Regions from separate parts of the Homo sapiens genome. Here region 2 is linked to region 1. The links are chromatin loops, found by intact Hi-C in ENCODE. Cell type or tissue: endothelial cell of umbilical vein. All regions are shown on one strand. Each heading gives the region's core, and the rest is flanking DNA. Links, peaks and the distances in the headings are about the cores only. Region 1 has its middle 24 kb from the start of ABL2. Region 2 overlaps TDRD5 (tudor domain containing 5).

Region 1 (17,038 bases), core at 2,970-10,969:
GAAGAATGTTCATTTCTAACTTGCAAATTATTCTGAAGATGAGAATGGAGAAAAGGATTACAGTAAAACAGAAATTTATGTGCCATTTCTCCAAAACTATTTGATGATCTTTAAAGAGGCCTAAGTAGCCTTAAAGCGGGGAAGGGTATGAATGGAACACCCCGAGTTGCTCACTGTTACATGTAGGTTGCAACAAAAAATCACAATGGAAAAAAAAGACTCATTTTTTTTAGAAATAAGCCCCCTTCAGAACTTAAAAAAAAAAAAAAAAGAGGTCGGGCACAGTGGCTCACACCTGTAATCCCAGCATTTTGGGAGGCTGAGGCAGGTGGATCAATTGAGGTCAGGAGCTCGAGACCAGCCTGACCAACATGGTGAAACCCCATCTCTACTGAAAATACAAAAAATTAGCCAGATGTGGTGTTGAGCACCTGTAATCTCAGCTACCTGAGAGGCTGACTCAGGAGACTATCACTTGAACCCAGGAGGCAGAGGTTGCAGTGAGCCAAGATTGTGCCACTGCACTCCAGCCTGAGTGACAGAGTGAAACTCCGTCTCAAAAGAAAAAAGAAAAAAGTGTCACCAGGAAAGGATAGCCAAGTTAAACAAGACTTTCAATTTCAGTACTAAAACTGTAACTTGGGCTGTGTGCAGTGGCTCACACCTGTAATCTCAGCACTTTGAGAGGCTGAGGCAGGCAGATCACTTGAGCCCAGGAGTTCAAGACCAGCCTGGGCAACATGGTGAAACCCTATCTCCATAAAAAATCCAAAAAGTTAGCCGGGTATGGTGGTGTGTGCCTGTAGTCCCAGCTACCTGGGAGGCTGAGGTGAGAGGATCATCTGAGCCCAGGAGGTTGGGGCTGCAGTGAGCTGTGATTGGACTACTGCACTCCAGCCTGGGGACAGAGTAAGACCCTGTCTCATAAAATAAAATAAAATAAAATAAAATAAAATAAAATAAAATAAAATAAAATAAAATAAAATAAAACTGTAATTTATTTGCAATTCAACTTCAATTTCACGGGTTCAAATTACCTCTGTGCTTTAAAATCATTTCCCCTGAGAAAGAGAGGTTTAACTTATGATGATATCCAATGTGCTTCAGAGTGTATAGTCTGTTTCTCTTTTCCTTGAATCTGGACTGGTCCTGTGGTTTGCTTTGACCAATGAATATGGCAGAATTGACTCTGATTTTGGAGCCTACGTCATAAAACACCTTTCATCTTCTATCTTCTACACCTGTAAGACTCCCACTTGAAATACAGCTGAAAGGTTCAAAACAAGATTTACCTGTAAAATTTAAGATGAGAATATTGACCATCAGTTTCAAAATTATTTCCTGAATTAATAAGTATAATAACCTAAGTTAATATATAGGAATCTCTTATATAGGACTATATGATAGAAATGGAAGAAACTGATGGAGAAATAAGTAATCCTAAGATGTTAGGCAAGTTAGGCAGCAGGAAAAAAGGGCCTACTGAATGCTAATAATAAACTTTAGTTTCTTGATACAATCACCATTTAAAAATTAGAATCATTAAAATAATTTCTGAACCCATAATTGGTATAAATTTTTCTTTTTTCTTTTCTTTTTTTTTTTTTTTTTTTGAGTCAGAGTCTCGCTCTGTTGCCCAGGCTGGAGTGCAGTGGCACAATCTTGGCTCACTGCAACCTCCATCTCCTGGGTTCAAGTGCTCTCCTGCCTCAGCCTCCTGAGTAGCTGGGATTACAGGCATGTGCCACCATGCCCGGCTAATTTTTGTATTTTTAGTAGAAACGGGGTTTTTCCACGTTGGCCAGTCTGGTATCAAACTTTTGACCTCAGATGATCCGCCCACCTCAGCCTCCCAAAGTGCTGGGATTACAGGCTTGAGCCACTGTGCCAGCCTGGCATAAATTTTTCTACTAAATTAGAGGAAGGTAACATGGAACTGTATGACCCTTGAAGCATCAGAAAATCTCACTGGGACTGAGTTTCTTGCACTGTAAAATGATACTTTGGTTAGATAACTAGAATACTATTGGAAAATTTAATTACAATCCTGAGTATCATTACCAAAAAGTGCCTTTCAAGTATGAGGGAGAGAGACACGTGGTCACCAGCTTTAGGAAAAAGAACACACACAACCTAAGTATCTGGAGACTGTTAAAGCTTTCCTGTTGATATAGCATTGGCAAAGTCTTTGTGTAACCCGAAGGTATGCATGCATTAATTTGAAGGCCATTATTCATTTTTTTCTGAGACAGAGTTTTGCTTTTGTTCCCCAGGCTGGAGTGCAGTGGTGTGATCTCGGCTCATAGCAACCTCTGCCTCCCGGATTCAAGCGATTCTCCTGTCTCAGCCTCCTGAGTAGCTGGGATTACAGGCATGTGCCACCACGCCCAGCTAATTTTGTATTTTTAGTAGAATCAGGGTTTCTCCCGGTTGACCAGGCTGGTCTCAAACTCCAGGCCTCAGGCAATCCGCCCACCTCGGCCTCTCAAAGTGCTGGGATTACAGACGTGAGCCACCATGCCCAGCCGCTATGACTATGTATATAGAAAATCTGGGATGCTCAACTAAAGAGCTTTAGAATTAATACAACAAGTTAGAATGGCTAGCTATAAGTAAAGATCCATAAACTTAGTAGGTTCCCTTTATTGGAGCAATGGGTTAGAAATAGAATTTGAAAAAGTAAAAATAAACAAAGTATATCTATATACAATACATATATATATAATGTTTATATGTATATGTATATGTAATAAGTTGATCAGAAAAAAGTATTACAGCCTGGGCAACATAGCAAAAACCCGTCTCTACAAAAAAATATAAAAATTAGCCAGGCGTGGTGGTGCTCCCTTGTAATCCCAGCTACTCGGGGACAGAGGGGTAGTCGGGTGGGGAGTGTTGAGGCAGGAGGATGGCCTGAGCTCGGGAAGTTGAGGCTGCAGCAGGCCGAGATTGTTGCAGTGGGCCGAGATCGCGCCACTGTACTCCATCCTGGGTGACAGAATGAGACCCTGTCAAAGAAAGAAAGAAAGAAAAAGGAAAGAGAGAGAGGGAGGAAGGAAGGAAGGAAGGTAGGAAGGAAGGAAGGAAGGAAAGAAAGGGAGGGAAGAAAGGAAGAGAGAGAGGGGAGGAAAGAAGGAAGGAAGAGAGAGAGAAGGGAAGGAAGGAAGGAAGGAAAAGAAAAGAGTATTAAATGGGAAGTGAGTATAAAACTGTAATAAAGAATACAAAGATTGGCTGGGCACGGTGGCTCACACCTGTAATCCCAGCACTTTGCGAGGCCGAGGCGGGAGGAACACTTGATCTCAAGAGTTCAAGTCCAGCCTGGCTAACATAATGAGACTCCATCTCTACAAAAAATGTTTTTAAATTAGCTGAGTGTGGTGGCTCATGCTTATACTCCCTGCTTGGGAGGCTGAGGTGGGAGGATTGCTTAAGCCCAGCAGGTCAAGGCTGCAGTGAGCTATGATCGTGCCACTGCACTCCAGCCAGAGCAACAGAGTGAGACCCTGTCTCAAAAATAATAATAATAATATAAAGATTAACTCAATAAAGAGTCCCTCCTGAAAAGGAGGACTTTGAACTTCTTTCTAAGAAATTGTTTTACCATAATAATCAAAACACCTTTGATATCAAATAAACACTGTGTTCATATTTTATGCTAAATTAACAACATATATGTGTATAGCTATACATGTATTTGGGGGAGTTTCTAGTATGGCTGTATTCCAGTTTGTCTCTTTTTTTTTTTGAGACGGAGTTTTGCTCCGCCCAGGCAATGGCGTGATCTCAGCTCACCGCAACCTCCACCTCCCGGGTTAAAGCGATTCTCCTGCCTCAGCCTCCTGAGTAGTTGGGATTATAGGCATGCGCCACCACGCCCTGCTAATTTTGTATTTTTAGTAGAGACGGGGTTTCTCCATGTTGGTCAGGCTTGTCTCGAACTCCCAACCTCAGGTGATCCACCTGCCTCAGCCTCCCAAAGTGCTGGGATTACAGGCATGAGCCACCATGCCCAGCCAGTTTGGCTCTTTAAAACATTGGTCACCCTAGCATTGGCCATTCATTCACTAAGTATTAAGCTCTTACTGTGTGCCAGCTGCTGTATCAGGGACTAAGGTAACAGCTGTAAAAAAGGCAGACAAAATTCCCTTCTCCTCAAGGAAACTGTAGTGTGGTTGGAGAATCCAGTAAAGAAAATTGACAATTAGAATATACTGTGCAATGAGTGCTAAAGAAGGGGAAATGACCTAAGAGCACAGAAGCAGGGCCAGGAAGGCTTCCCCCAACGTGGGAATCTGGAGGAAGGGGAAACAGAGGAAGGAAGCATTCTCCCCGCCCTAAGGAAGACCAGAGGGAGCATGGCACAGTGGGGAGCTGTGAAGTTTTCTATCACTTTTTTTTTCTAGCATTAGCAAATATTTGTGAGTGTTTGCTGTATGCTGAGTGATACAAGGAGCACAGAATAACTATGTGAGTGATTACAATACAGTGAGATTGGAAGACATAAGAACTCCAATTTCAGCTGGGCGCGGTGGCTCATGCCTGTAATCCCAGCAATTCGGGAGGCCGAGGCAGGCGGATCACAAGATCAGGAGTTTGAGACCAGCCTGGTCAACGTGGTGAAACCCTGCCTGTACTAAAAATACAAAAATTATTCAGGCATGGTGGCAGGTGCCTATAATCCCAGCTACTCGGGAGGCTGAGGCAGGAGGATTGCTTGAACCAGGTAGGCAGAGGTTGCAGTGAACTGAGATCACGCCACTGCACTCTAGCTTGGGCCACAGAGCAAGACTCCATCTTTTTTTTTTTTTTTTTTTTTTGAGACAAAGTTTCACTCTTGTTGCCCAGGCTGGAGTGCAATGGCGTGATCTCAGCTCACCGCAACTTCCGCCTCCTGGGTTCAAGCAATTCTCCTGCCTCAGCCTCCCGAGTAGCTGGGATTACAGGCATGTGCCACCACCCCTGGCTAATTTTGTATTTTTAGTAGAGATGGGGTTTCTCCATGTTGATCAGGCTGGTCGTGAACTCCCGGCCTCAGGTGATCCGCCCACCTCAGCCTCCCAAAGTGCTGGGATTACAGGCGCGAGCCACCGCGCCCGGCCTAGACTCCATCTTTAAAAATAAAAAAATATTGGGAGGCTGAGGCGGGCGAATTACCTGAGGTTGGGAGTTCCAGACCAGCCTGACCAACATGGAGAAACCCTGTCCCTACTAAAAATACAAAATTAACCGGGCATAGTGGTGCACACCTGTAATCCCAGCTACTCGGGAGGCTGAGGCAGGAGAATCACTTGAACCCAGGAGGCAGAGGTTTCAGTCAGCCGAGATCATGCCATTGCACTCCAGCCTGGGCAACAAGAGCAAAACTCCATCTCAAAAATAAATAAATAAATAAAATTAATCAGTCAATCAATCAATTGGGTGTGGTGGCATGCATCTGTAATCCCAGCTACTCAGGAGGCTGAGGCAAGAGAATCGCTTGAACCTGGGAGGTGGAGGTTGCAGTGAGCTGAGATCGTGCCACCGCACTCCAGCCTAGGTGACACAGTGAGACTCCATCACAAAAAAAAAAAAAAAAAAAAGTCCAATTTCAACACAGGAACAAAACACAGCATAAGAGATGTCACAACGGTGGAGATACAAATTCAGGTAATATTTTAAGTGACTTTGCTCATTGCTTTTATGTTCTGATTTTTTTTTTTAGATGGAGTCTCACTCACTCGCCCAAGCTGGAGTGCAGTGGCATGATATCGGCTCACTGCAACCTCCGCCTCTGGGGTTCAAGCCATTCTCCTGCCTCAGCCTCCCACATAGCTGGGATTACAGGTGCCCACCACCATGCTCGGCTAATTTTTGTATTTTTAGTAGAGACAGGGTTTCACCATGTTGGCCAGGCTGGTCTTGAATTCCTGACCTCAGGTGACCCACGGGCCTCGGCCTCCCAAAGTGCTGGGATTATAGGCATGAGCCATCATTCCCAGCCTGTTCTAACTTTTTTCATTTGGAAAAAACGTAAAGTTGTAGAAAAGTGTAATGAATACTCACATTTCTCCCCACTTAGATTTACCAACTGATGACCTCTTGCCACACCTGCTTTGTCTCTCTACATATGTATACACACATCTCCTTTTTGTTAAAACATTTGAAAGTAGGTTGCAGATGTCTTCCTACATTATTCTTAAATATCCCAGCTTGAATCTCCCAAGAACAGGAATACTGTCCTGCAGAAGCACAGGGTCCTAACACACTTAAGAAAATCAATATTAACTCAGTCACATCAACCAACATGCTCAAATTTCTTCACCTGTCCCAAATCCTTTTTTTTTTTTTTTTGAGATGGAGTTTTGCTCTTGTTGACCAGGCTGAAGTGCAGTGGCTCCATCTCAGCTCACTGCAACGTCCACCTCCTGGATTCAAGCCATTCATCTGCTTCAGCCTCCCACATAGCCAGGATTACAGGCGCCTACCACCATGCCCAGCTAATTATTGTATTTTTAGTAGAGAGGGGGGTTTCACCATGTTGGCTGGGCTGGTCTCGAACTCCTGATCTCAAGTGATCCACCTGCCTCCGCCTCCCAAAGTATTGGGATTACAGGCATAAGCCAGTGCGCCCAGCCCCCAAATTGTCTTTATGGCTCTTCTCCCAACTCATCACATTTAAAAGTTCTTCTGTACCCTTAATGTACTTCTACTGTGCCTGGAAAATAAATGTAACGTCATTAGGTCTGTTTCTTCCCTTAAGATAAGCTATACTTTAATATTTATTCTAGTTAGACTTACTGGGTATGTGATTTATGATTTATGATTGGATCTGTGAAGAAAACAATTTGGAAAGCATTCCTGGAAAGGCTACACATCACAGTTAGCCTCTAGATGTCCTCCTTGGATAGAAGAAACCTGCAGCTAGTAGCTTAACAAGGACTTTTCCAGAGCAGTCACTATTGAGCAGATGCATTGTTCCCCAGTCAACATAGATGAAAGAGTTTAATAAATGCTTCAGAATTCCAAACTGAATATAAATAAGCTCAATTTATATGGTTCTCCAAACATTTGGCACACCTGAACAAGGTTGTAAGCTGGAAGAGCATGAGGATAAAAAATGAGGTTGACTGTCCTGTAATCCCAGCATTTTGGGAGGCCGAGGTGGGCAGATCACTTGAGAACTGGAGCTCGAGATCAGCCTGGCCAATGTGGTGAAACCATGTCTCTACTAAAAATATAAAAATTAACTGGGCGTGGTGGCGCATGCCTGTAACCCCAGCTACTTGGGAGGCTGAGGCACTAGAATCACTTGAACCCAGGAGGCAGAGGTTGCAGTAAGCCGAGATTGCACAAACTGCACTCCAGCCTGGGTGACAAAGTGAGCCTCCATCTCGGAAAAAACAAAACAAAACAAAACAGCAACAACAACAACACAGAAAGAAATGGCCAGCCATGGTGGCTCACACCTGTAATCCCAACACTTTGGGAGGCCAAGGCGGGCAGATCACCTGAGGTCAGGAGTTCGAGACCAGCCTGGCCAACATGGTGAAACCCCATCTGTACTAAAAATACAAAAATTAGCCGGGCACAGTGGCGGGAGCCTGTAATCCCAGCTACTCGGAGGCTGAGGCAGGAAAATCACTGGAGCCCAGGAAGCAGAGGTTGCAGTGAGCCGAGATAGATCGTGCCACTGCACTCTAGCCTGGGCGACAGAGTGAAACTGTGTCTCAAAAACAAAACAAAACAAAACAAAAAAACAGAAGTTGATAGGACAAAAAGAGACCAGGGTAAGTATTCACAGACTTGTTTCTGCCACTTTCAGCTCTTTTAAAGGGATATCTATATGACTCAATATTGTGCCTTTGTTATACTCATTAGTTAAATGGGCAGAGAAACAGAATGGAATGAGCCTAAATGAGAAGCCATACAGAAGATGTCTGACAGAAATTATTCCAAAAGTGAGAAGAAGAGACCCAGAAAGGATAGGAGTTTCCAAAGAGACAAAGAAGAGCAATTTAGGAGAGTAGTTTCTATGATGAGTGGGACTTTGGGGGGAGATTTATAGGGGATTATAGAATATGTTGTTGTGTTAGATGGTGCAGTTCTACTTTATCTTTCCTCATATTTATTCCAGTTATAATAATAATAATAATTTACTGAATAGTAATTACTGTGTCAGACACTATGCTAAGCACTTTGCATACATTATCTCATGTAATCCTAATAACAAACCTGTGACCTCTCATTATCCCCATTTTACAGTCAAGAAAACTTAGTCTAGAGAAGTTAAGCAGGTCATCCAAGGTCACCCAATTAGTAAATAGCAGAGCTAGCGGAGCAAGGATGTGGGTCTTGGCTGACTCCAGAGCTTGTGTTCTTACGTGTTTTGCTATATAACACGATCATTTGTCACTGACATGTGGGATCTGGAAGCATATGCGAAAGTGTAAAGAGGCCATGCAGCCTACTTCAGCCTACTTCCAGCTGAGGCTGGAGTTGCTACTATGACTTCTATGTCATCAAGCCCTTAACATTCCAGGGTTTTAGATAGTCCTTGCATATTTTCAGAAAGTAACCATTCCTATCACCATTTCTTCACTCACATAAGAAAAATGGTATACTCCTCTGTCTCTCTGTCTTTTCAAAGGCTGGCATTTTTCTTTCCCACTGTTATTCTTCGGGAAAAGAGCCATCCGTGAGAAAGTGGCTAACATGACCTCTGTATGATTCAGAGAAATGTGTCCACCACAACCGAGATAAACTCCTTGTCCAGTGTGGTAAGCATAAACTGACACTTCCTCATCAAAGATGCCCACCTTCTAATCTCTAGAACCTGAGAATATGTTATCTTACATGGTCAAATGGATTTTGTAGATGTGACTAAATTAAGGATCTTGAGATGGGGCGATAATCCTGCATTAGCCAATGGGCCCAAAGTAATCACATGAATCTTTTTTTTTTTTTGAAACAGTGTCTCATTCTGTCACCCAGACTGGAGGGCGGTGGTGCAATCTCAGCTCACTGCAACCTCTGCCTCCCAGGTTCAAGCACTTCTCCTGTCTCACCCTCCCGAGTAGCTGGGACTACAGGCGCACGCCACCACTCCTGGCTAATTTTTTTTGTATTTTAGTAGAGATGGGGTTTCACCATGTTGCCCAGGCTGGTCTCGAACTCCTGAGCTCAGTCTGCCCGCCTTGGCCTCCCAAAGTGCTAGGATTACAGGCATGATTCACCGTGCCCGGCAATCACATGAATCTTATAAGGGGAGGGACAGGATATTGAGAATAAGAAGAGGAGGTATGACGATGGAAACAGAGGCCTGGAATAAAGCAGGGTTACAAGCCAAGGAATGCAGGCCGCCTACAGAAGATGGAAAAGGCAAGAAAACAGGCTCTCCCCTAGAGCCTCCAGAATTCATTGCAGCAGCAATAGGAAATGAAATGAAAACACTTTGTATAGGGATACATGAAGCCATGCTTGCTACTCTATGTCCATGAACACATTTAGAGGTAGACTGACTCCAGAAACTCAGTCATAGCACAGACTGATTGGTGGTAGAGTTCCTCAGTAGGCCAACTCCTCTACACATAAAGGAAAAAAGAGTTCCCCAGATCTCTAATAATGGCTAAAATTCAGACTATTCAGCTGGGCATGGTGGCTCACACCTATAATCCCAGCACTTTGGGAGGCCGAGGTGGGCGGATTGCCTGAGGTCAGGAGTTTGAGACCAGCCTGGCCAACATGGTGAAACCCCATCTCTACTAAAAATACAAAAATTAGCCAGGCGTGGCAGTGCACATCTGTAATCTCAGCTACTCGGGAGGCTGAGGCAGCCTACTTGAGCCTGCCCCAGCCGAGATCACACTATTGCACTCCAGCCTTGGTGACAGAGTGAGACTCCATCTCAAAAAATAAATAAATTAATTAAAAAATCAGACTATTCCTATCCTGTGCCATGTACTGTCCTAAGAGTTTATGTCTACATTTAATCTTCACAATGTTACTGACAAAGCTGGTTCCAGCTGTCAGGTGCCTGTTGCCAGGTCTGCGGTGAGGCAAAGGGCCTTCCCAAATAGGCCTTCCCTAATCTAGTCCAGTGTCCCATCTGGGTTGCCAGTTTTATGAACAACAAAGCTGGTCCCTATAAAGATGTGGTACTTTACTATTTGGTGTCATGAAGTCAATATACAAAACTAAAAGTGAGTGTCAACCAGTGCAGGCTTTATTCAATGGCCATGGAATCCAGAAGTGGGAGCCTGGCTCACTAATCAATGTCTCAATAAGTGAAAGGTGAGGGGACTAAAATTTAGGGCTTCTCTAATAATGGGGTTGGACTTTAAAAGCAAGGGGAGAAATACTCACATTTTTTCTGGAAATGGGTGGTGGGCTTCCCAGAACCATAGTGCTGCCTTCTTTTTTGTGCTTTTATGGCTTCTTCTGGTCACTGTCTTGGCAATTGTCAACTGTCATGGCACTAGTGGGAGTGTCATTTAGCATGGAAGTGAGATTATAATGAAGCCTGAGGTCTTCTTGAAGTCATTTGGTTGGCTATCTTGGTTCTAACCAGTCTCAGTTAGTCTGGTTACAAAGGGAACTTTTAATTGCAGGCATCCTGTTTCTTAAAGATAAACAAGAGTTTGGATACAGTAGGAATTCACCTATGTCACCTACATGTTATACCAGGTGACAAATCTCCCAGTGCTACTGCTTGTCACAGGTGTGATGGCTTCAAGATGCTTTGCAGACCAGAGCGCTGGCCACACAGGCCCTGAGGGCCCGCAATTCCAATGGAGTGGCCATGGTGTACTCCATGGCATCTGGAGGTGGTGTTCTTACTGATGACAAGAAGGCGGCTGGGTTGGAGAGGGAGCTCATGATGGCTGCACGGAAGGGACTGGACCCATACAGTATAATACCCCCAAAGGCAGCTTCAGTCACAGGGAACCCTAATTTGGTCCCCACCATCACCAATAAGTGAATAGTGGGCTATATCTATGAAGAGGACAACAGTGCCATCATCTAGTTTTGGCTACACAAAGGCAAGAGCCAGTGATATCCTAACTGTGGAACCTGCCCCATCAGGGGGCCCATGGAGCCTCTGTGTTAAGTTACTCAAATGTGCTATAAAGTCTTTTCTTTCCAATAAAGACTTGCATTGGCCTCTTCTCCCAAAAACAACAACAAAAAAACAAAAAACACAAATCTCCCTTTTTCTGTACATTCACTCCTCATTCTTTCTCTTTTTTTTTTCTTTGAAACAGGGTCTTGCTCTGTCACCCAGGCTGGAGTGCAATGGCATGATCATAGCTCACTGCAGCCTCAACCTCCTGGGCTCAAGCGATTCTCCCACCTCATCCTGCAGGATAGCTGGGACCACAGGTACATGTCACTACACCCAGCTAATTTTTGTATTTTTTTTGTAGAGATGGTGGTGGTGGGGGGGGGGTCTCATCATGTTCCCCAGGCTGGTCTCGAACCCCGAGCTCAAGTGATCTGCCTGCCTCAGCCTCCCAAAATGCTGGGATTACAGGTGTGAGCCATTGTGTCTGGCCTCAGTCCTCATTCTTGAGGAGTGCTGTGGAATGAAGGTCTGTCTTCTACAGCTTCTTCAAGCTGAGTTTGGGTGTTTACATGGGGCCTATTAGATTAGTGAAATTTTTTCCTAACTAGTCTTAGATAGGTCTGGTTATCTCCTGGGTGCAAATCTAGCTGTTTATATCCCTGTATGGCTTCAATTCACTTTATTTATTTATTTATTTTATTTATTTATTTTTTTTTTTTTGAGACAGAGTCTCACTCTGTTGCCCAGACTGGAGTGCAGTGGAGCGATCTCAGCTCACTGCAACCACCGCCTCCTGGGTTCAAGTGATTCTCCTGCCTCAGCCTCCCCAGCAGCTGGGATTACAGGTGTGTGCCACCACGCCCAGCTAATTTTTGTATTTTTAGTAGAGACAGGGTTTCACCATGTTGCCCAGGCCGGTCTCAAACTCCTGACCTCAAGTGATTCACCTGCCTCAGCCTCCCAAAGTGGTGGGATTACAGGCGTGAGCCACCACGCCCTGCCGTCTTCAATTTACTTAGACACAAAAGAGACCAGACAGTTTGAGAGACAGGGCCCAGAATCAAGAGAAGTAGGATGGCAGCTAAAGAGCCCAGGAAGGGTAAAAACCAGGTGAGATTAGGGATGGCCTATTTTATGATCTCCCATATTCCCTGAGCATTTGTGCCCTTTTCGTAAATTGGTGCAACCACTTGACCTGGTCATAGATAAATTTAATGTCTTTTTCTATTAATGTTGAATTATTTACCAAAGCACAACAGGAAGAGTTAGTGACTACACATATCCCACCTTGTTCTGCCAAGAGGTAATCAAAAGCCAAGTGATTGTCAAGCACAGTATTGGCTAATGAGTCTGGGAAGACTTTGAGGCAAGTAAGAGCATCACAGTCTTATAGGATAGAGTTTCTATAATTGTTGTGAGGTTGCACAGGGTAGCCTCATGCTAGGCAAGCCTTCCCTAGGGGGCAAGGAAACTGCCCACTATCTCGATATCCAGCCAGAATAGTAATCCCAGCACTTTGGGAGGCCGAGGTGGGCGGATCACCTGAGGTCAGGAGTTTAAGACCAGCCTGGCTAACATGGTGAAACCCCGTTTCTACTAAAAATACAAAAAAATTAGCCGGGCATGGTGGCACGCTCCTGTCATCCCAGCTACTCAGGAGGTTGAGGCAGGAGAATCATTTGACCCAGGAGGTGGAGGCTGCAGTCAGCCAAGATCGCGCCATTGCACTCCAGCTTGGGCAAGAAGAGCAAAACTCTGTCTCAAAAATAAATAAATAAATAAATAAATAATAGCAAGAGTGGACTGATCAACTTTTGGGGCTGCCCACTTGAGTATTTCATTAGCTAACAATAGCTGTTTTCTTAGCTCAGTGGTTCTCAAACTTCATTGTGTATCAGGATCCTCCCACCTTAGCATCCTGAGTAGTTGGAACTATAGTTGCACGCAACCATGCCTGGCTAATTTTTGCTTTTGTTTTTGTAGAGACAGGGGTCTCACTTTGTTGCCCAGCTTGATCTTGAACTCCTGGGCTCAAAGTATTCTTCCCACCTCAGTCCTCCTAAGTGCTGTGGGATTACCGATGTGAGCCGTTGTGTGCCGGGTCAGGATTTTAAATAATGATGCAACATGGTTAGCCTTTACCTCCTGCTCTTTTTATAGTATGATACCAAGGCTTATTAACATACTATAGGCATTCTCTTCTAAGATCTCGGGGGAAAACCTATTCTATTTACACGTGTATTATATAATATATTTATTTCACATTTAGCAAAAAAATGCAATCTAAAGATCATGATCATGGCTCATTGTTCCTTGACTTTGATGGGGATAATTGCAAGGCTGAGATTTTTCTCTCCATGTGGGTTCTCATCATTCAGCAAGCAGCAGCCAGTTTAAACTTCTTTACATGGCACCTTTGTTCCAAAACAGCAAAGGCAGAAGCTGCCAAGAATCTTCAGGCTCAGGCTCCAGTGCTCACACAACATCATTCTGCCACATCCTATTGGTCAAAGCAAATCACAAGGCCTGTCCAGATTCTAGGCCATAGGGTAATAGAGTCTACCTTTTGATGGAAGGAGAGGCAATGTCATGGACCATGAAAATGAGGACTCATGAGACTCATAATACTTTAGGAGTTATTATGATAACAATCTGCCACAGTTGGAGAGTGCGAATTATTTTGCTACATAGAGCTTTGATCAACTAAATATAAAATAATCTCTAGAAATTAGCATCTTTTTCTTTTAAATTATTCAAGGAAATTCTTTATCATAAATCTAGTAAGTCTTTAATCAGCATAACATATATCCCTGAGCCAACTTCAACCATTTTCACTGTACCTAAAAAGTAAAACTGCTGAAACTTCATCTAGAAATTGGCAAGAACTTTGCATTTTTCTTCTCCATTTGAATTCTGTGTCTGAAGTGTAGGACTCTCAGCACTATACACACTATCTGAACACTAATTAAAGGGAGGATATATAAAAGAGAAAAAAGAAGTGATTTTCATCCTTTATGAGGCAAAAAAGAAAGTATAAATTTTAAACACAGCAAATTTCCCTTAGATCTGTTCTTTTCTACTGTTTATTGAACATTGGCTCATTCTATATACTTCATGCCCACCCTTCCTTCCTTTCTTCCTTCCTTCCTTCCTTCCTTCTTTCTTTCCGACAGAGTTTCACTCTTGTTGCCCAGGCTGAGGTGCAGTGGGGCGACCTTGGCTCACTGCAACCTCCGCCTCCCGGCTTTAAGCGATTCTCCCCTCTCGGCCTCCCGAGTAGCTGGGATTACAGGCATGCACCACCGTGCCTGGCTAATTTTTGTATTTTTAGTAGAGATGGGGTTTCACTGTTGGCCAGGCTGGTCTCGAACTCCTGACCTCAGGTGATCTACCTGCCTCCGCCTCCCAGAGTGCTGGGATTACAGGTGTGGGCCATCATGCCCGGCCTACTTTGTGATTTCTTAAGAAACAATACATGCATCTGTATTGAGTTGCTGATGAATTTCAATGTGAATAATATTTATAGTTTCTCTTAATTGTCTTAGCACCTGCAGGTGCCTATGATTATTTTCTTTATTTATACTCTCCTTAACTATAGTGAGTCACTATTGAGTTCTGGGTAGCAAATTTAGCTTTAAGTTTCAGCTCAGCTGAAGCTAAATTTCAGAAAAAAAGAAAACAGTCTTGGGGCTGGGTGACAGAGTGAGACTTAGTCTCAAAAAAAAAAAAAAAAGAAGTCTTTGCATTAAATGGTTACAAAATTATCTGAAAATTTATAGGATGATAACAATTATAGGGATATAATAAACATGAAATGCAAAACTGGGCTATTTGCCTGGGCTCGTACTTCTTTTTCTTTCTTATGGTTTCTGTATATTTTGTTTTTTTTATCCTACTTATTTCATTAATGGCAGGACATCAAGTATACAAGAACATAAAAATTTGTTTCATCTGTCAAATGCAAGTTTGTATTAGGTAATCTCTTTGATTTTATGATTTTATTTGCTATTATGGGAAACGTTTGTGATTCATCCATGCAAGTGTTGAGTCTAATACTGACACTAAAGAATGTTTTGTCAGCCAGGCGCGGTGGCTCACGCCTGTAATCCCAGCACTTTGGGAGGCTGAGGCGGGCGGATCACGAGGTCAGGAGATCGAGACCATCCTGGCTAACGCGGTGAAACCCCGCCTCTACTAAAAAATACAAAAAATTAGCCGGGCGTGGTGGTGAGCGCCTGTAGTCCCAGCTACTCGGGAGGCTGAGGCAGGAGAATGTCGTGAATCTGGGAGGCAGAGCCTGCAGTGAGCCGAGATCATGCCACTGCACTCCAGCCTGGGTGACAAAGCAAAGACTCCGTCTCAAAAAAAAAAGAAAAGAATGTTTTGTGAGCAGTTTTCTTTTGTAAATTCAACTGCAAGATTATGAGATCCTAATTGTGAGATTCTGATTCTCTTAATAACTCCTTAAGAATAACACCCATGAAGTAACAAATCTGCCTAAGAGTTCTATGACGCTATAATTGGGATTTCAGAATATTCTGTTCTCTACCCATTGTGATTTCAGGGGTTCTAGAAAACTCCTCTCTACAAAAACAATGCTTTCTTGCCCTCTACGATAACGGATATGACTGGAGACCTTGTCTTTCCATCACTGTTACTTAGAGTAGCACTGAGGTATAATATCCGAACTGTTTTAGAAAGTGCAATAAATTGAGTTTAATTCACACTGGAGTGTAAAAGTATAACATCATAATGCATTTTTGATAAAGGGTAAGATAGAGCCTGGGAAGGAAACATACTAGTTTGTGTCATTTCTGGTAATAAATATCACTGCTTGATGACCTGCATGATGGCATGGTATTATCTTTCATTTGTTCCACATTTACCTTCCAGGTGCTTCAAGGTGTGTCCTAGCCAAGTAGGTAAAGCTGGCAGGTGGGGTAATGTCCCAGGTCAGGACTCACAGGTCTATCTCAATTGGCTCCATTGTCTATTTCACATCTGCCTTTGCTGTCCAAATCCAGACATGGAGTATGCACATGGTAGGTGGAGGAATTTCAAAAGAAAACAGGGCTTATTTTTGAGACAGGAGAATAGGGTTTATTGTTTCTCAAAACAAATGCTCCTGATGTCACCTGGATTATGTTCTGAAAATAAATTGATTTATTTCAGTTTGGACTTTATGTGCAATAAATTGTATGGGTCTCCTAGAAATGAAAACAAATCCCTTAAAAAATATATCGTGCCAGTCAGATGAGTTCCATAAAAAGCAAAAACAAAAACGAAACACAGCAACAAGGAAATTAGTTGAACCATTAAAGTATAAGATCACTAAGCACAAAAATGCTTCCATACATTTTTATTTTATAGTTTTATTTTATTATTTTTTTTTGAGACGGAGTTTTGCTCTTGTTGCCCAGGCTGGAGTGCAATGGCATGATCTTGGCTCACTGCAACCTCCGCCTCCTGGGTTCAAACAATTCTCCTGCCTCGGCCTCCTGAGTAGCTGGGATTACAGGCATGTGCCGCCATGCCCGGCAAACTTTTGTATATTTAGTAGAGATGGGGATTCTCCATGTTGGTCAGGCTAGTCTTGAAGTCCAGACCTCAGGTGATCCACCTGCCTCAGCTTCCCAAAGTGCTGGGATTACAGGCATGAGCCACCACGCCCAGCCTGCTTCCACACATTTTTAGAAAGAACTTAGTGAAACCAAAATATGAAGCCTTTTGGGAAATGTTAACCTAGACTTCTGAACTAGTGTGTAGTATTTTAAAAAGCATTTGATGTTAGAAGGAAAAAAAGAAAGCACTTGATGAAGAGTCAAGAGTCTTGGTATTCAAGTTCAGGCTATTTCATTAACTACCTGAATGACACTGAGCAATCCAATTAAATCTGCTTGTTCAAAGATCTCTAACTCATTTACCATTTATCATTATCATTCTGTGATGCCATTCATTGGTCTTACCTTGAGCTCTAAATCCTCTCTTGACATC
Region 2 (17,038 bases), core at 3,118-11,117, 350 kb after region 1:
AGTTTTATGTTTTCAGTTCTTATATTTAGGTATATTATCCATTTCAAGCCAGATTTGCCTAAGGTACCAGGCATGGATCAAAGTTTTCTGCATATAGACAGTTATTCCTTATTAATTTGGCACCTCCATTCACCTCACACATGTGTAGTTCTATTTTGAGACTCTGTTCAGGTCCATTTATCTACATTTCTGTTTTTGCCAATACTGTACTATCTTTATTCCTGTAGCTTTATAATATCTTTGTCATATATAGTCCTGTGTCAATGACAGGGATATGATCTGAGAAGTGTGTTGTTAGGTGATTTTATCATTGTATGATCATCATAGAATGCAGTTACATAAACCTAGGTGGTATATAGCCTACTACACACCTAGGCTATATGGTATAGCCTATTGCTCATAGGCTACAAACCATTATAGCATGTTATTGGACTGAATGCTGTAGGCAGTTGTAACACAACGGGGTATTTGTGTATCTAAACATAGAAAAGGTACAGAAAAAATACAGTATTATAATCTTGTGGGACCACCATCATACAGGTGGTCTATTGTTGACCATAAGTCATAATGCAGCCCATGACTGTAGTTAAGTCTTGCAACTTTGTTATTTTTCAAAAGTGCTTTGGATATTCTAGGTTTGCATTTGCAGATACATTTAATTTGATACAAATCAACTTGTCAGTTTCTGCCAGAAATAAATAAGATTGTGATCTTCATTAGAATCACATTGGATCTATAGATATGTTTGGGGGGAAAATGACATCTTAACAGTATCAAGTCTGCTGATTCAAAAGCATGGTATATCTTCATTTATTTAGGTCTTTACATTCTCTCAGCAATGTTTTATAGTTTTCAATGCATAAAGCTTGCGCATATTTTGTTAAACTTATCCTTTACACCTTTCATATTTTTTAGCTATTATAAATGGTATTTAAAATTTCTAATCATTGCTAATAGAAAATCAATTGGTTTTTTTTTTTTTGGGTATGTTGACCTTGTATCCTGTGACCTTGAGTCATGGTACTTGATAAACTCAGTTCTGTAATTCAAATCATTCTAGCAGCTATTTTGTAGAGTTTGGATTTTCTGCATAGACCGTCATGCCATCTGAGAGTAAAGACAGTTTTACTTCCTCCTTTTCAATCTATCTGCCTTTCCTCCAACCCTTACCACACAGTGTAGGCTCTCTAGTATTATATAATATTATATAAATGTGAGAGTGGAAAATCTTGACTTGTTCCTAACTATATGGGGAAAATATTCAGTCTTTCATAATTATGATATTAACTGTAGCTTTTTAGATGCCTTTTATCAGGTTGAGAAAATTCCCTCCTATTCCTAGTTTCTCAGAATTTTTTTCCTGAATGTATGTTGAATTTTGTCATGTTCTTTCTCCATACATTGAAATTATTATAGGACTTTTGTTTTTTAAAAATTTCTTTTCTTGGTTTTATATTCAGCCAACCTTATATTTCTGGATGAATCCTGCTTGGTCATCATATAGTATCCTTTTTATATGTTGCTACCTTCAGTTTGCTAATATTTTAAGGGTTTTGCATTTATGTTTATAAGATATATTCTGTAGTTTTCTTGTAATGCTTTTATCTGGTTTTGGAATCATTTTAATACAGGCCTCTTGTGAAAGGAGTTGGGAAGTTTTTTTCCACCTCTTTATTCTGAAAGAGTTTGTGTAGCATTGGTATTTGTTTTTCTTAAATATTTCATAGGATTTATCAGTGAACCAAATTGGAGCTTTCTTTGCAGAAAGGTTTTAAACAACAAATTCAGTTTCTTTAACAGATATAGGGCTATTTTGTATTTTATGCTTTCTTTTTTTTTTTTTAAATGAGCCTTGGTACCTTGTCTTTCGAGGTGCTGTCCATTTCATCTAGGTTGTCAAATTTATTGAAATAAAGTTGTTCATAATGTTCTCCCAGTAACATTTTAAGGTCTTTAGGGTCTGTGATGCTTGCTCTTTATCTGTCTCTATCTCTCTCATACACATATCAGTCTCACTAAAGATTTATTCACTTATACACAGTCATGCACCACATAATGACACTTGTGTCAACAAGACTGCATGTGCAACAGTAGTTCCACAAAATTATAACAGAACTGGAAAATTCCTGCCACCTGGTGGTGATGTAGCTGTTGTAACAACATAGTGCAATGCAACACTTACATTTGTGGTGACAGTCATATATATAGCACAATTATGTACAATACATAATAGTTGATAATGACAATCAACAACCATGTTATGGGTTTGTGTTTTTACTGTACTTTGTACCATTATTTTAGAGTGCACTCCTTACTAAAAAAATTAATTGTAAAACAGCTTCAGGCATTTCCTTCAGGAAGTATTCCAGAAGGAAGGCATTGTTATCATAGGTGATGACAGCTCCATGCATATTATTGTCCCTGAACACCTTACCACATGACAAGATAAATTTAGTATAGCCTAAGTGTATGATGTTTATAAAGTCTACAGTAGTGTACAATAATGTCCTAGGCCTACACATTCACCACCCACTCACCCAGAGCAACGTACAACCCTGCAAGCTCCATTTATGGTAAGTACTTTATACAGATGTGCCATTTTATCTTTTATACTGTATTTTTACTGTACCTCTTGTGTTTAGATACACAAATGCTACTGTGTTACAGTTACCTATAGTATTCAGTACAGTAACATGCTGTACAGGTTTGTAGCCTAGGAGCAATAAGCTGTACCATATATCCTAGGTGTGTAGTAAGGTTATACCATCTAGGTCTGTGTTACGTACATTCTATGTTTGTACAACAATGAAATCACCTAATAATGCATTTCTCAGAATGTATCCCCATTGTTAAAAGATGCATGGCTGTATTTTTCAAAGAACAAGTTTTTAGTTTTGATAATTTTTTTTATTTTTCCACTTTTTATTTCATTGATTTCTGTTCTCATTGTTTTGTAACTTCTGTTTACTTTGGGTTAATTTCCTCTTTGCTCTTAAGGTAGAAGTTTGGTCATTGATTTTGCTCCCTTTTTAATGTAAACATTTAAGGTTATAAATTTCTTCTAAGTATTGCTATAGCTACATCTCCCAAACTTTGATATGAAATTCAAATTTGATAGGAAAACTCATTTTCAGGTCAAAATTTACTAATCTCCCTTTTGGTTTTTTCTTTGTATCATGGATTATTTAGAAGTGTGTTGTTTAATATCCAAATATTTGGGGATTTTTTTCAGAGATGTTTCTGTTCGAATTTCATTGTGGTCCAACAACATAGATTTCATTCCTTATATATTTATTGAGACTCATATGGCTCAGAATATGTTTATCTAGGTAAATGTTTCATAATTCACTTCAAAAGAATATGTATTTTGCTATATTTGAGTATAATATTCTATAAATGTCAATTAAGTCAGTTATGTCATTGATTTCTTTTTAACTTTTTTAATGAACTACTGAGGGAGGAGTATTGAAATTTTCAAACATAATTATAGATTTGTCTATTTTACCTTTTAGTTCAGTTGGTTTATGGTTTGGCTATTTTGTTTTTTGGGTTTTTGTTTGTTTGTTTTATTATTTTCCACAGGTGGTTGAGGTACAGGTGGTATTTGGTTACATGAGTAAATTCTTTAGTGGTAATTTGTGATATTTTGGTGCCCCCATCACCCAAGCAGTATACACTGCACCCTATTTGTAGTCTTTTATCCCTCACCCCCTTCCTACCCTTCCCCTCATGTCCCCAAAGTCTTTGTATCATTCTTATGCCTAGGCGTCCTCATAGCTTAGTTCCCACATATCAGTGAAAACATGATGTTTAGTTTTCCATTCCTGAGTTACTTCACTCAGAATAATAGTCTCCAGTCTCATCAAGGTCACAGCAAATGCCACTGATTCATTCCTTTTTTATGGCTGAGTAGTATTCCATTGTATATAGATACCATAGTTTCTTTATTCACTTGTTGATTGATGGGCATTTGGGTTGGTTCCATGATTTTGCAATTGCAATTTGTGCTGCTATAAATGTGCATCTGCAAGTATCTTTTTCGTATAATGATTCCTCTGGGTAGATACCCAGTAGTGGGATTGCTGGATCAACTGGTAGTTCTACTTTCAGTTCCTTTTGAGATGGAGTCTTGCTCTGTCGCCCAGGCTGGAGTGCAGTGGCACAATCTTGGCTCACTGCAGCCTCCATCTCCTGGGTTCAAGCAGTTCTCCTGTCTCAGCCTCCCGAGTAGCTGGGACTACAGGCACACGCCATCACGCCCAGGTAATTTTTTGTATTTTAGTAGATATGGGGTTTCACCATGTTGTCCAGGCTGGTTGTGAACTCCTGAGCTCAGGCAGTCCACCCACCTCGGCCTCCCAAAGTGCTGGGATTACAGGCATAAGCCACCGTACCTGGCCTACTTTTAGTTCTTTAAGGAATCTCCACAGTGTTTTCCTTAGCAGCTATACTAGTTTACATTCCCACCAGCAGCATAGAAGTGTTCCCTGTTAACCGCATTCATGCCAACATCTGTTTTTTGATTTTTTGATGATGGCCATTCTTGCAGGAGTAAGGTAGTATCTCATTGTGGTTTTGATTTGCATTTCCCTGATCATTAGTGATGTTGAGCATTTCTTCATATGTTTGTTGGCCATTTGTATATCTTCTTTTGAGAATTGTCAATTCATGTCCTTAGCCCACTTCTTGATGGGATTGCTTGTTTTTTTTCTTACTGATGGGTTTTTGGTCATGAAATCCTTGCCTAAGCCAATGTCTAGAAGGGTTTTTCCAATGTTATCTTCTAGAATTTTTATAGTTTCAGGTCTTAGGTTTAAGTCCTTAATCCATCTTGAGTTGATTTTTGTGTAAGGTGAGAGATGAGGATCCAGTTTCATTCTCCTACATGCGGCTAGCCAATTATCCCAGCACCATTTGTTTAAAAGGGTGTCCTTTCCCCACTTTATATTTTTGTTTGTTTTGTCAAAGATCAGTTGGCTGTAAGTATTTGGGTTTATTTCTGGGTTCTCTATTCTGTTCCATTGGTCTATGTGCTTATTTTTATACCAGTAGCATGCTTTTTTGTTGACTATAGCCTTATAGTATAGTTTGAAATAAGGTAGTGTTATGCTTCCAGATTTGTTCTTTTTGCTTAGTCTTGCTTTGGCTATGCGGGCTCTTTTTTGGTTCCATATGAATTTTAGAATTGTTTTTTCTAATTCTGTGAAGAATGATAGTGATATTATGATGGGGATTCCGTTGAATTTGTAGGTTGCTTTTGGCAGTATGGTCATTTTCACAATATTGATTCTATCCATCCATGAGCATGGGATGTGTTTCCATTTGTTTGTTTCATCTATAATTTCTTTCAGCAGTGTTTTGTAGTTTTCCTTGTAGAGGTCTTTTGCCTCCTCGGTTAGGTATATTCCTAAGTATTTTGTTATTTTTGCAGCTATTGTGAAGGGGTTGAGTTCTTGATTTGACTCTCCGCTTGGTCACTTTTGGTGTATAGAAGGGCTACTGATTTGTGTACATTAATCTTGTATCTGGAAACTTTGCTTAACTCTTTTATCAGCTCTAGGATCTTTCTGGAGGAGTCTTTAGGGTTTTCAAGGTAAATGATCATATTGTCAGCAAACAATGACAATTTGACTTTCTCTTTACTGATTTGGATGTCCTTTATTTATTTTTCTTGTCTGATTGCTCTGGCTAGGACTTTCAGTACTATGTTGAAGAGGAGTGGTGAGAGTGGGCATCTTTGTCATCTTCCAGCTCTCAGAGGGAATGCTTTCAACTTTACCCATCCAGTATTATGTTGGCTGTGGGTTTGTCATAGATGGCTTTTATTACATTGAGCTATGTCCCTTGTGTACCGATTTTGCTGAGAGTTTTAATCATAAAGCAATGCTGGATTTTGTTGAATGCTTTTTCTGCATCTATTGAGTTGATCATGTGATTTTTGTTTTTAATTCTGTTTATGTGGTGTATCACATTTATTGACTTGCATATGTTAAACCATCCCTGCCTCCCTGGTATGAAACTCACTTGATCATGGTGGATTATCTTTTTGATATGTTGTTGCATTTGGTTAGCTAGTATTTTTGTTAAGGATTTTAGCATCTATGTTTATCAGGGATATCGATCTGTAGTTTTCTTTTTTTGTTATGTCCTTTCATGATTTTGGTATTAGGGTGATGCTGGTTTTATAGAATGAATTAGGGAGGCTTCCCTCTTTCTCTAGCTTGTGGAATAGTGTCAAAAGGATTGGTACCAATTCTTCTTTGAATGTCTATTAGAATTCTGCTGTGAATCTGTCTTCTCCTGGACTTTTTTTTGTTGGTAATTTTTAAATTACCATTTCAATTTCACTGTTTATTATTGGCTGTTCAGGGTATCCAATTCTTCCTGACTTAAGCTAGGCAGGTTGTATTTTTCCAGGAATTTATCCATGTCTTCTAGGTTTTCTAGTTTATGTGCATAAAGGTGTTTGTAGTAGCCTTGAATAATCTTTTGTATCTCAGTGGTGTCAGTTATAATATCTCCTGTTTCATTTCTTGATGAGGTTATTTGGATTTTCTCTCTTCTCTTCTTGGTTTATTTTTCTAATGGTCTATTAATTTTATTTATCTTTTCAAAGAACCAGCTTTTTGCTTCATGTATCTTTTGTATTTTTTTGTTGTTGTTAATTTCATTTAGTTCTGCTCTGATCTTGGTTATTTCCTTTCTTCTGCTGGGTTTGGGTTTGGTTTGTTTTTGTTTCTCTAGTTCCTTGAGGTATGACCTTAGAATGTCAGTTTGTGCTCTTTCAGCCTTTTTGATGTAGGCGTTTAGGGCTATGAAGTTTCCTCTTAGCACCACCTTTGCTGTATCCCAGAGTTTTTGATAGACCGTGTCATTATTGTCATTGAGTTTGAAGAATTTTTTAATTTCCATCTTGATTTCATTTTTGACCCAATGATCATTCAGGAGCAGGTAATTTTCCATGTATTTGCATGGTTTTTAAGGTTCCTTTTGGAGTTGATTTCCAGTTTTATTCCTCTGTTGTCTGAAAAAGTGCTTGATATAATTTCAATTTTCTTAAATGTATTGAGGCTCGTTTTATGGCCTATTATATGGTCTATCTTGGAGAAAGTTCCATGCCCTGTTAAATAAAATGTGTATTCTGCAGTTGTTGGATGAAATGTTCTGTATATATCTGTTAAGTCCATTTGTTCCTAGGTATAGTTTAAATCCATTGTGTCTTTAACTTTCTGTCTTGATGACCTGTCTACTGCTGTCAGTGGAGTATTGAGGTCCTCCACTATTATTGTGTTGCTGTCTATCTCATTTCTTAGGTCTATTAGTAATTGTTTTATAAATTTGGGAGCTCCAGTGTTAGGTGCATATATGTTTAGGATTGTGATATTTTCCTGTTGGACAAGGCCCTTTACCATTATATAATGTCCCTCTTTGTCTCTTTTAACTGCTGTTGCTTTAAAGTTTGTTTTGTCTGATATAAGAATACTTACCCTTGCTTGCTTTTGGTGTCCATTTGCATGAAATGCCTTTTCCACCCCTTTACTTTAAGTTATGTGAGTCCTTATGTGTTAGGTGAGTCTCCTGAAGGCAGCAGATAGTTGGTTGTGGAATTCTTATCCATTCTGCAGTTCTGTATCTTTTAAGTGGAGCATTTAGGCCATTTGCATTCGATGTTAGTTTTGAGATGTGAGGTACTATTGCATTAATCCTGCTATTTGTTGCATTCATCTTGCAACAATGAGGTCTCTCAGCCGTGAATACCAGCACCTGTTCAGGAGGAGGTGGGGGGTAGGAGGGTTTGCTCTTGGTGTTGTACATTCTGCAGGTTTTGACAAATATGTAATGACATATATCCACTATTGTAGTGTCATACTGAATAGTTGCACTCCCCTAAAAGTCCTCTGTGCTTGCGCCTGTTCATCTGTCTCGTCTCTTAATCCCATGGTAACCACTGATCTTTTTACTGTCACTATAGTTTTGCTTTTTCCAGAGAGTCATATAGTTGGACTTCTACAGCATGTAGCCTTTCAGATTGGGTTCTTTCACTTAGTAATATGCATTTAAGGTTCCTTTATGTCTTTTCATGGCTTTATAATGCATTTCTTCTTGGCACTGAGTAATATTCCATTGTCTGGTACCACAGTTTATCCACTTGTACTGAAGGACGTCTTGCTTGTTTCCTCATAAAGTTGCTATAAACGTGTGTGGGTTTTTTGTGTGGATAGCAGTTTTCAATTCATTTGGGTAAATACTAAGGAGTACAGTTGCTAAATTGTCAGATAAAGATATGTTTGTTTTTATAGGAAACTGCTAAACTGCCTTCCAAAGTGGTGGTACCATTTTGCATTCTCACCAGTGATGAGTGAATGTTTCTGTTGTTCCCCATTGCTGGTCAGCATTTGGTGTTGCTAGTGTTTTAGATTTTGGCCATTCTAATACTGTATAGTGATATTTTATTGCTGTTTTAATTTGAAATCCCCTCATGACATGATATTGAACATCTTTTCATATGCTTACTTGCCATCTGGTATATCTTCTTTAGTGAGAGGTCTGTTCAGGTATTTTGCCCATTTTTTAAAAATTGGATTGTTTCTTATTGCTGAGTTTTAAGAGTTCTTTGTTTTGTTTTGTTTTTAATAATAGTCTTTTATCAGATGTGTCTTGCAAATATTTTCTTCTATTCTGTGGCTTATTTCTCAATCTTTTGACTTGTCTTACAGAGAAGTAGTTTTTAATCTTAAGACCAGGCAATCAATTATTTCTTTCATGTATTGTGCCTTTGGTGTTGTTTCTAGAAACTCATCGCCTTATCCAAAGTCAGCTAGTGTTATCTTATGTTATCTTCAAAGAGTTTTATAGTTTTGAATTTCACATTTAGGTCTATGATCCATTTTAAGTTAATGTTTGTGAAGGGTGTAAGGTCTAGATATGTGTGTGTGGGGTCGTTTTTGTGGGTTTTTTTGCAAGTGGATGTTCAATTCTAGTACCATTTGTGAAAAGACTATGTTTGATTCATTGGTTGCTTTTGCTCCTTTATCAAAGATCAGTTCACTGTATTTATGTGAGTCTATGTCTAGGTTCTCTAGTCTGTTCCACTGGTCTATTTGTTCTTTCACCAGTACCACACTATTTGGTTACTGTAGCTTTTTCAATAAGTCTTGAAGTTGGGTAGTGTCAATCCTCTGGCTTTATTCTTCAATATTTTGTTGGCTATTCTGGATCTTTTGCCTCCTATATAAACTTCAGAATCAGTTTGTTGATATTCACAAAATTACTTGCTGAGATTTTGTTTGGGATTGAATAGAATCTATAAATCAAGTTGGGAAGAGCTAACATCTGGACAATATTGAGTTTTTCTATCCATGAACATGGAATAATTATCCGTTTATTTCTTCTTTGATATCTTTCATCAGAGTTTTGTAGTATTCCTCATACAGATCTTGTACATATTTTTTTAGATTTATACTTAAGTATTATATTTGGGGGAGTGCTAATGTAAATAGTATTTTTTAAATTTCAAATTTCACTTATTACTGGAATATAGGAAAATGATTGACTTTTGTACATTAACCTTGCATCCTGCAACCTTGCTATAATTGCTAATTAGTTCCAGGAGTTTTTAAAAAATTCTGTCCTATTTTCTACATAGATGATGTGATCTGTGAATAAAGGACAGTTTTATTTCTTCCTTCCCAGTCTGTTTGTTTCATTTCCTTTTCTTGACTTACTGCATTTGCTAGGACTCCAGCAAGATGTTGCAAAGCAGTGGGAGGGAACACTCTTTGCCTTGTACCTGGTTAAGTGTTTTTTTTAGGATTCCACTTTATCTTTTTTATTATCTATATTTTTCTGTTTTATATTTTTAGTGGATGCCTTAGGGTTTTCAACCTATATTTTTAACTTATCACAATTGACCTGCATATAATATTATAACATTTCATATAAAATGTAAGAACCTCGGGACAGTAAATTTACATTTCCCCTCTTCCATCCTTTGTGCTCTTATTGTGATACATTTTAGTTCTCATTTTATATACCTCTTAATACATTGTTATTTTTGCTTAGAAAATGTTTAAGGTAAATAGAAATATTTATTTTAATACTAAAATATTAAAAACATAAAAGTCAAATTTTAAGAGATTAAAAATGAAAAAAACTTGTTTACTTACACTTATTTCTGATGCTCTCCAATTCTTTCTGTTTAAATTTCTCTCCAGTATAATTTTCTTTCTGCTTGGAAAATTTTAACATATCCTGTAAGATAAATCTGCTAGTGGTGTATATTCTTAGCTTTTATTCATCTGAAAAAGTCTATTTGTCATTTTCATTTTGAAATATTATTTTTCCAGGTATAGAATTCTATCTGGTGTGATAGTTTTTGCCCCCTTTTAGTGCTTCAGAGATGTTATTCCATTTTTTTGTCTTCGTAGTTTCTGACAATGTCTGTAATAATTCTTATCTTTGTTCTGTACATAATGTGTTTTTTCCCTCTGATGCTTTCAGGATTTTCTCTTTGTTTGGTTTTCCACAGTTTGATTGTAGTATCCCTTGTTGTACTTTTCTTTATTTTTTTTCTGCATGAGATTCATTGAGCTTCTTATATCATTGAGCTTCTTGTATGTGGGTTTATAATTTTCATGAAATCTAGAAATTTTGTCTTCAAATATTTTTCTCTCCTCTTTTGGAGTACAATCACATCTATTTTAGACTGCTTGTTATTTTCTTGCAGGTCACTGACACTCTTTCATTACAATTCTCTTTTTTCCCCACTGTGTGCTTCATTTTATATAGTTTCAATTGCTGTCTTCAAACTGGTTAATCTTTTCTCCAGAATGTAACCTAATTCCATCCAGATTATTTTTCATTCAGATGTTGCATTTTTAATCTTCAGGTATTCCACGTGGGTCTTTTTAATATACTCATTTCTTCTATTCATTATGTTAATAATTTCTTTATGGACATAAGCATATGTATAAGGTTTGTAATAACTGTTTTAGAGGGCTTGTCTAGTTTTATTATCTGTGCCATTTCTGTTTTTTTTTTCCTATTGATTTTTTTCCCTAACATGATCATATTCTACCACTTCACATGGCTGGTAACTTCTGACTGGATGCTAGACCATTGTGAATATTTCATTGTTGGGCTTTACATATAAATTACTTTGACTCAATTTGATCATTTTGAGTTTTTCTTTTAAGCTGTATTAGAGTGGGTATTATAGACTTAATTATGTTCTCCCTATATTTATATATTTAAGCCCCAGCCTCCAATATGATGATATTAGGAGATGGGGTCTTTAGGAAGTAATTAAAGTTAGATTAGGTTATGAAGGTGGGGTCCTTATGATGGGATGAATAGCTTATAAGAAGAGACACTAGAGAGTTTGCTCTCTCCACGGGAACACCCTGAGAAAAGGCCATATAAGTACACAGCAAGAAGGTGGCCATCAAAGAGAGTGCTCACCAGGAACCAAATTGGGTAGTACAGGTCAAATATCCCTTATCTGAAATGCTTGGTTGAGTATCCCTTATCTGAATATTTGCATGTACATAATGAGATATCTTGGAGATGGGATCCCAGTCTAAATATGAAATTCATATATGTTTCATATATACCTTATACACATAAGCTGAAGGCAATTTTATACAATATTTTAGATAATTTTGTGCATGAAACAAAGTCTTGACTGTGTTTTGACTGTGACTCATCACATAAAGTCAGGTATGGGATTTTCCACTTGTGGCATCGTGTTGGCATTGAAAGATTGGGATTTGGGAGCATTTCAAATTTCAGATTTTTGGATTTGTGATGTTCAACCTATGCCTTAATCTTGGACTTCCCAGCCTCCAGAACTGTAAGAAAAATTCTGTCATTTAAGCCACCCAGTCTATGGTATTTTGTTATGGCAGCCTGAGCAGACCAAGACCTGCAGGTCCAGAACAGCCTTCAATCTAGGGCTAATTTAGCCCCACCACTGAAGCATTACCTTTCTAAGGATTGACTCAATGTATTACGAAGTACTCCTACTGTTCCTAGCCCTGTGTGAGTTTGGAGTATTGTTCAGCCTGTTGCTTCTTGTTTGTTTCTCCAGCCTCAAAGAACTTCTCTCCACTTGCGCAAATCAGTACTCATCTAGAAACTTAAGGGAGTTCCTCTGCAGATCTCTAGAGCTATTTCTGTGTCACTCCTCCTTTTCCATATTCAATCCTGCAAATTTTAGCATCCTCATCATCTCAGAATCTGTCTCCTCAATTCATCTAGACTGCCAGGCTGTTTCTGTTACTTCTTCCTACACCATATCCTGAAAGCTCTCCAGACTGTAAGGTGGGCAGGGTGTAGGAGGGGTGGGTTCAAGGCTCACCTCTCAGTTCTGCATTGTTATTCAACAGCTCTAAATTGTTGTTTCATACATTTTCCCAATTTTCTAGTTATTTATGGCAGGAGAGTGGGAGCCATAACTTTTATTTTAAATGGTGAAAGTAATTCTTAATACAGAAAACTCAGCCTAAAAAGAGTTATAGTCTTACTACCAAGAAAGAGTGTTCATTTATGTTGCTTTCTTAGTAATTTTCCTATTTTTAGATTATTTTGATTTCTTTTGACATTTCCTGTGCCAAAGAAGCCTGAAACCAGCCTGTTTTTCTTCCTTTGTAGGTAAGCTGGCTAACTGCATGCTTGTCAAATTCTTTTTCTTTGAAATTCAGAAAGATTATCATGAATTGTTCAGTTATTTCTCATTCTTTTCATCAAAGAAAGTCTTCATTTTTTAAAATGGCTTTTGTTAAATTGACCTCCAGAAAAGTATCAATATATGTTTCAACTCAGAGTGTGGTAGTGTCTTTTTTTTCCATACTTTCTAATTATATAACTCTTAGGATTCTGTGTGGTTATTAACTCAAATGTCAATCCTTGAAAGATGGTTAAGTACAAAAATTTTTTCTCATCAAAAAGCTAAACATAGAGTCTGATTGTTTCACATCCATTTTTGGTTACTGACAAAGTTGATTTTTTTTAGTCAGCCATTTTTATTACTTTTAAGTTACTTTTAAATTCATTTTAATGTTTTTTAAGACGGGTCTCCCCTGGTTAGTCTCCTTTCAGACTTTTTTTCTATTTTTTTCCTGAAAGTTTAGAATTGTTTTTGTAAGTTCCAAAATTTCAATGAGATTTCTTAGAATTAAGTTTAAAATTTTTGAAGAGACTTCATGCATTTCATTAAGTGTATTCATTCATTGACATGTTGTAGTTGTCTATTTATTCAAGTATTAATCTTATGCCTTTCATTGCAGATATTTAGTTTTCTTTATTAGAGTTTGGCACATTTCTCGAAATTGTATTCTTAGATATTGTATGTTGTGATACTTTTTTTTTTTTTGATGGAGCCTTGCTCTGTCACCCAGACTGGAATGCAGTGGTGTGATCTCAGCTCACTGCAACCTCCTGGGTTCAAGCTATTCTGCTGCCTCAGCCATCCAAGTAGCTGGAATTACAGGGGTTGCCACCATACTTGGCTAATTTTGGTATTTTTTGGTAGAGATGGGGTTTCATCATGTTGGCCAGGTTGGTCTCGAATTCCTGACCTTGAATGTCTGCCTCGGCCTCCCAAAGTGCTGGGATTATAGGTATGAGCCATCATGCCTGGCTAGTTGTGATACTGTTTTTGCCATTAAGACTGGAACTCTAAGTGTTCATGGTTCAGAAAGAAAGAAATTGACTATTAAATATTATTTTGAAACTACCTTAGCAAACTTGGTTGTTTCAATAGTTTTCCCATAGGTTTTCCAAGTAGACTACCCTACCATTTATGAACAGTAGATTTGCTGTGCCCTTTTCAGTATTTAAAGTTCTTATTTCCATTTTCTAAATTTATTGTGCTGACTAAAAGTTCCAAAAAAAATTAATTATAATGTATATTTCTTTTTTCAGAAACTTCCCACTCTATAGAATTTAGCAGGAAGACTCTGCCTTTTAACTGTGAGAGCCAGGCAATAACGAATGCAGAGTTGAGGACATTTGCTCATGGCATGGCTCCAAGTTGAGGAGTGAGAGAGATGCAGATACACTTTCTTCTATCTTTTCTTTGAGTTTCATCCTGAGTTTTGCAGCTCTAATAATTCCTCATAGATGCAGCCTAATAACCACATTTCACTTCCAGTTGAAGTTTTTGCCACCAGAACAATTTAAATCTTGTTCTGAGAGGGGGTGTGGGTTCTAATTCCCAAACTATGTATTTTAATTTATGGTAGGACAAACACTACAAAATTATCAGACCTCACATAATCCTATTTACAAAAAGTGCAACTTTCCATTTCTTCAAAACTGTAGATCTATTAGTTTGTTAGGTGTTCCCTCAAAACTCTACAAGTTTGTGTTTTTATGTGCATAGAAAAATATATTACAAAATTAAAGTGTAAACTTTTTTCTTTTTGATCATCTGTATCTTTTGTTCTTCCAAAGTGAACATGCATCATTTTTGTCACAAGAAAATATTATTAAAATGAAGAAAAAAAAGTTTTTCCTTTGTAAAATGAGGATCAGAATGTCTTCACTTTCCTCTTGCAAGAGAAACAGGCTGGCTTGGCCTTTTGTATCCCACCCCTGCCCATTGCTTTATTTCACAAAGCAATGTGTTAGAACAGTTTAAAGCCTCTTTTGAAAGGCGTTCAATTTTCTTTATTTTGACTTCTTGAGAGGGAATTTAGAGGAGAAATGAACATTTTAATGGGTGAATAGCATATGAATTTAGCTATATTTTCTAGTGGGTGAAGCCTCAGATGCTGTGTCCAGCCCAGGTCATCAGAATTTTCTGCATTGTGTGTAGTTCTAGACCACAGATTACGTTGCTTTCTATTAATAGGTATTTACCTTTAAGAGTAGCAATTTGTCAAGGAACAGAGATCTGGCATTTCTAGGATCTCTAGTCTTAATACCATTTAAGAGTACATCATCCTGCCAGGTGCAGTGGCTCATGCCTGTAATCCTAGCACTTTGGGAGGCGGAGGTGGGTGGATCATTTGAGGTCAGGAGTTCAAGACCAGCCTGGGCAACATGGTGAAACCCCATGTCTACTAAAAATACAAGAATTAGCTGGGGTGTGGTGGCACATGCCTGTAGTCCCAGCTACTCAGGAGGCTGAGGTAGGAGAATCTCTTGAACCCAGGAGGCAGAGGTTGCAGTGAGCCGAGACTGTGCCATTGCACTGCAGCCTGGGTGACAGAGTGAGACTTTGTCTCAAAAAAAAAAAAAAAAAAAAAGAGTACCCCATTCTACCTATTCCCTGCCCCCTCTGTCTTACAGATTCAAGACCTTATTGTAACATTCACCATGAGATTAAGGTAGATAAACTTGGACTTATAAATAAATATCTTCTCATCTAAATGAAATCAGGGTGGTCTTAGTTTGCACCTAACTTTTAATTTGCACCTAAACAATTGATAGTTTTTACATGAATTAGATGCTTTGCTTGGCATTGCATATAAGAGGTGAAACATTTTATTTCACCTGATAACCTGACTCAACTGTAGTTCAAGAGTATCCTTCATAAATAATTGGATATATTAACAATTATCAGAAGGAGCTATTCAGTGGGTTAATTAATGCAGTTCTCTGGGGGTTATATTCTCTGGCCAACTTAGAGTAGCTTTTCTGTAGCTGTTTTCCCACAAGTTCAGATGAAGTATTTAGTATGGCAAATCAAATTCCATACTGCCTGGCTTTAGTCAAATAAGTCAGACCCTACATAATCCTATTTATAGGGTCTTAGTTCTGGCTGCTATAACAAGCTACCGCAAACTGGGTGGCTTGTAAACAACAAATATTTATTTTTCAACATTCTTGGAAGCATGGATTTTTCAACATCTTGAAGTCAAAGATCATGGCTCTGGCATATAAGGTGTCCAGTGAGATCCTTCTTCCTCATTCATAGATAGAGGTCTTTCATTGTGTCCCCACAATGCAAAAGGGGCAAGGGATCTCGCCAAGGCCTCTCTAATAGGGGCACTAATCCCATTCATGGGGGCCTTTCCCTCATGATCTAATCAGCTCCCAAAGGCTCCACCTCCTAATACTATCACCTTGGGGGTTAGGATTTCAACTTAGGGATTTGGGGAGTGGGGAGTAGAGAGGGATACATCTATACTATAGCATATACCTAACAAATATTTAAGCAGCTGAAAGCATTGGTGCTGTATGTTTCTGTGCCAGTTTTGTGATCTTTGTAAGAAATGTATTAATGTTTTCCCATATGGCCAAAAGGTCTGAAGTATATTCATCTGAGATGTGACTTCTGTTTCTTTCTGCTTTTAGCCATGTGCATCCTCTTTCCAAAGTGCTTTCATCATTAGATAATGTTTCTAAATTATCCAGGTGTCTGTTTTTAAATTTTTTTATTACAAAAGTAATATAGATTGATTACAGAAAACTTGAAATACAGAAAAGCACAAAAGAAAATAAAGATCACCTGTGTACTCTTATCACATGAAAATTTGACTTAAAAAATTAAAATCATTCTGGTTCTTAGTTTGTGACCTGCTTTTTTTCCTCTTATGCATTGCGAATGTGCCACATTACTAAATATTCTAATGCAACATAATTTTAAATGATGGTATCAATGTGCCATGATTTTAAATGATGGTGTGAATGTGCCATAATTTTAAATGATGATATGAATGTGCCATAATTTGACTTGTAGCCTAAGTTGGGCATTTGCTCTATTTTCAGTTTTTGCTATTAAAAATAACCTTATGATGAAAATCTTGCTCAAGTATGCACACATCTCTGTTACTCCACAGGATAAATTTCTAGAAGAGCCATCATTGATTGAAAGGAATGTTTACTTTTATGGCTTATCTTGTATGTGGCTAGGTTGTCATCCATAAGAATTGTTTCAGTTGACACTCACATAGATTGTGTGTGTGCTCCTTTCCTTGTACCTTTGCTGGTACTCAGTACAAATGGAGTTTCCTTCAGAGATCCCTCCCCACCCACCTGCATTTCCTTTCTGATACCTTCAGGTGTATTATCCTTTTGTGACACTCGGGGG

What was found. A loop is a pair of places that touch in the nucleus more often than their neighbours do. Peaks named below come from ENCODE experiments on the same cell type or tissue, not always from the same donor. Only the 100,000 strongest peaks of a DNase experiment are listed, where the experiment ranks them.
Region 2: a loop joins it to region 1, with 5 times the contacts of the local background. A loop is called at or near these places in 12 of 110 quality-filtered maps.

The regions. Positions count from the first base shown.
Region 1 is chr1:179,245,029-179,262,066 of GRCh38, forward strand. It overlaps the pseudogene COX5BP8. Among named protein-coding and RNA genes, the nearest start is that of ABL2, 24 kb to the left of the region's middle. RefSeq lists a silencer at 5,468-5,640. In endothelial cell of umbilical vein, for the core only: no CTCF peak of the experiment used is centred there; a DNase peak (open chromatin) is centred at 6,873.
Region 2 is chr1:179,597,706-179,614,743 of GRCh38, forward strand. The region is part of intron 4 of TDRD5 (tudor domain containing 5); the gene reads left to right. Among named protein-coding and RNA genes, the nearest start is that of TDRD5, 14 kb to the left of the region's middle. RefSeq lists an enhancer at 1,026-1,085. In endothelial cell of umbilical vein, for the core only: no CTCF peak of the experiment used is centred there; no DNase peak of the experiment used is centred there; H3K27me3 peaks cover 341 bases.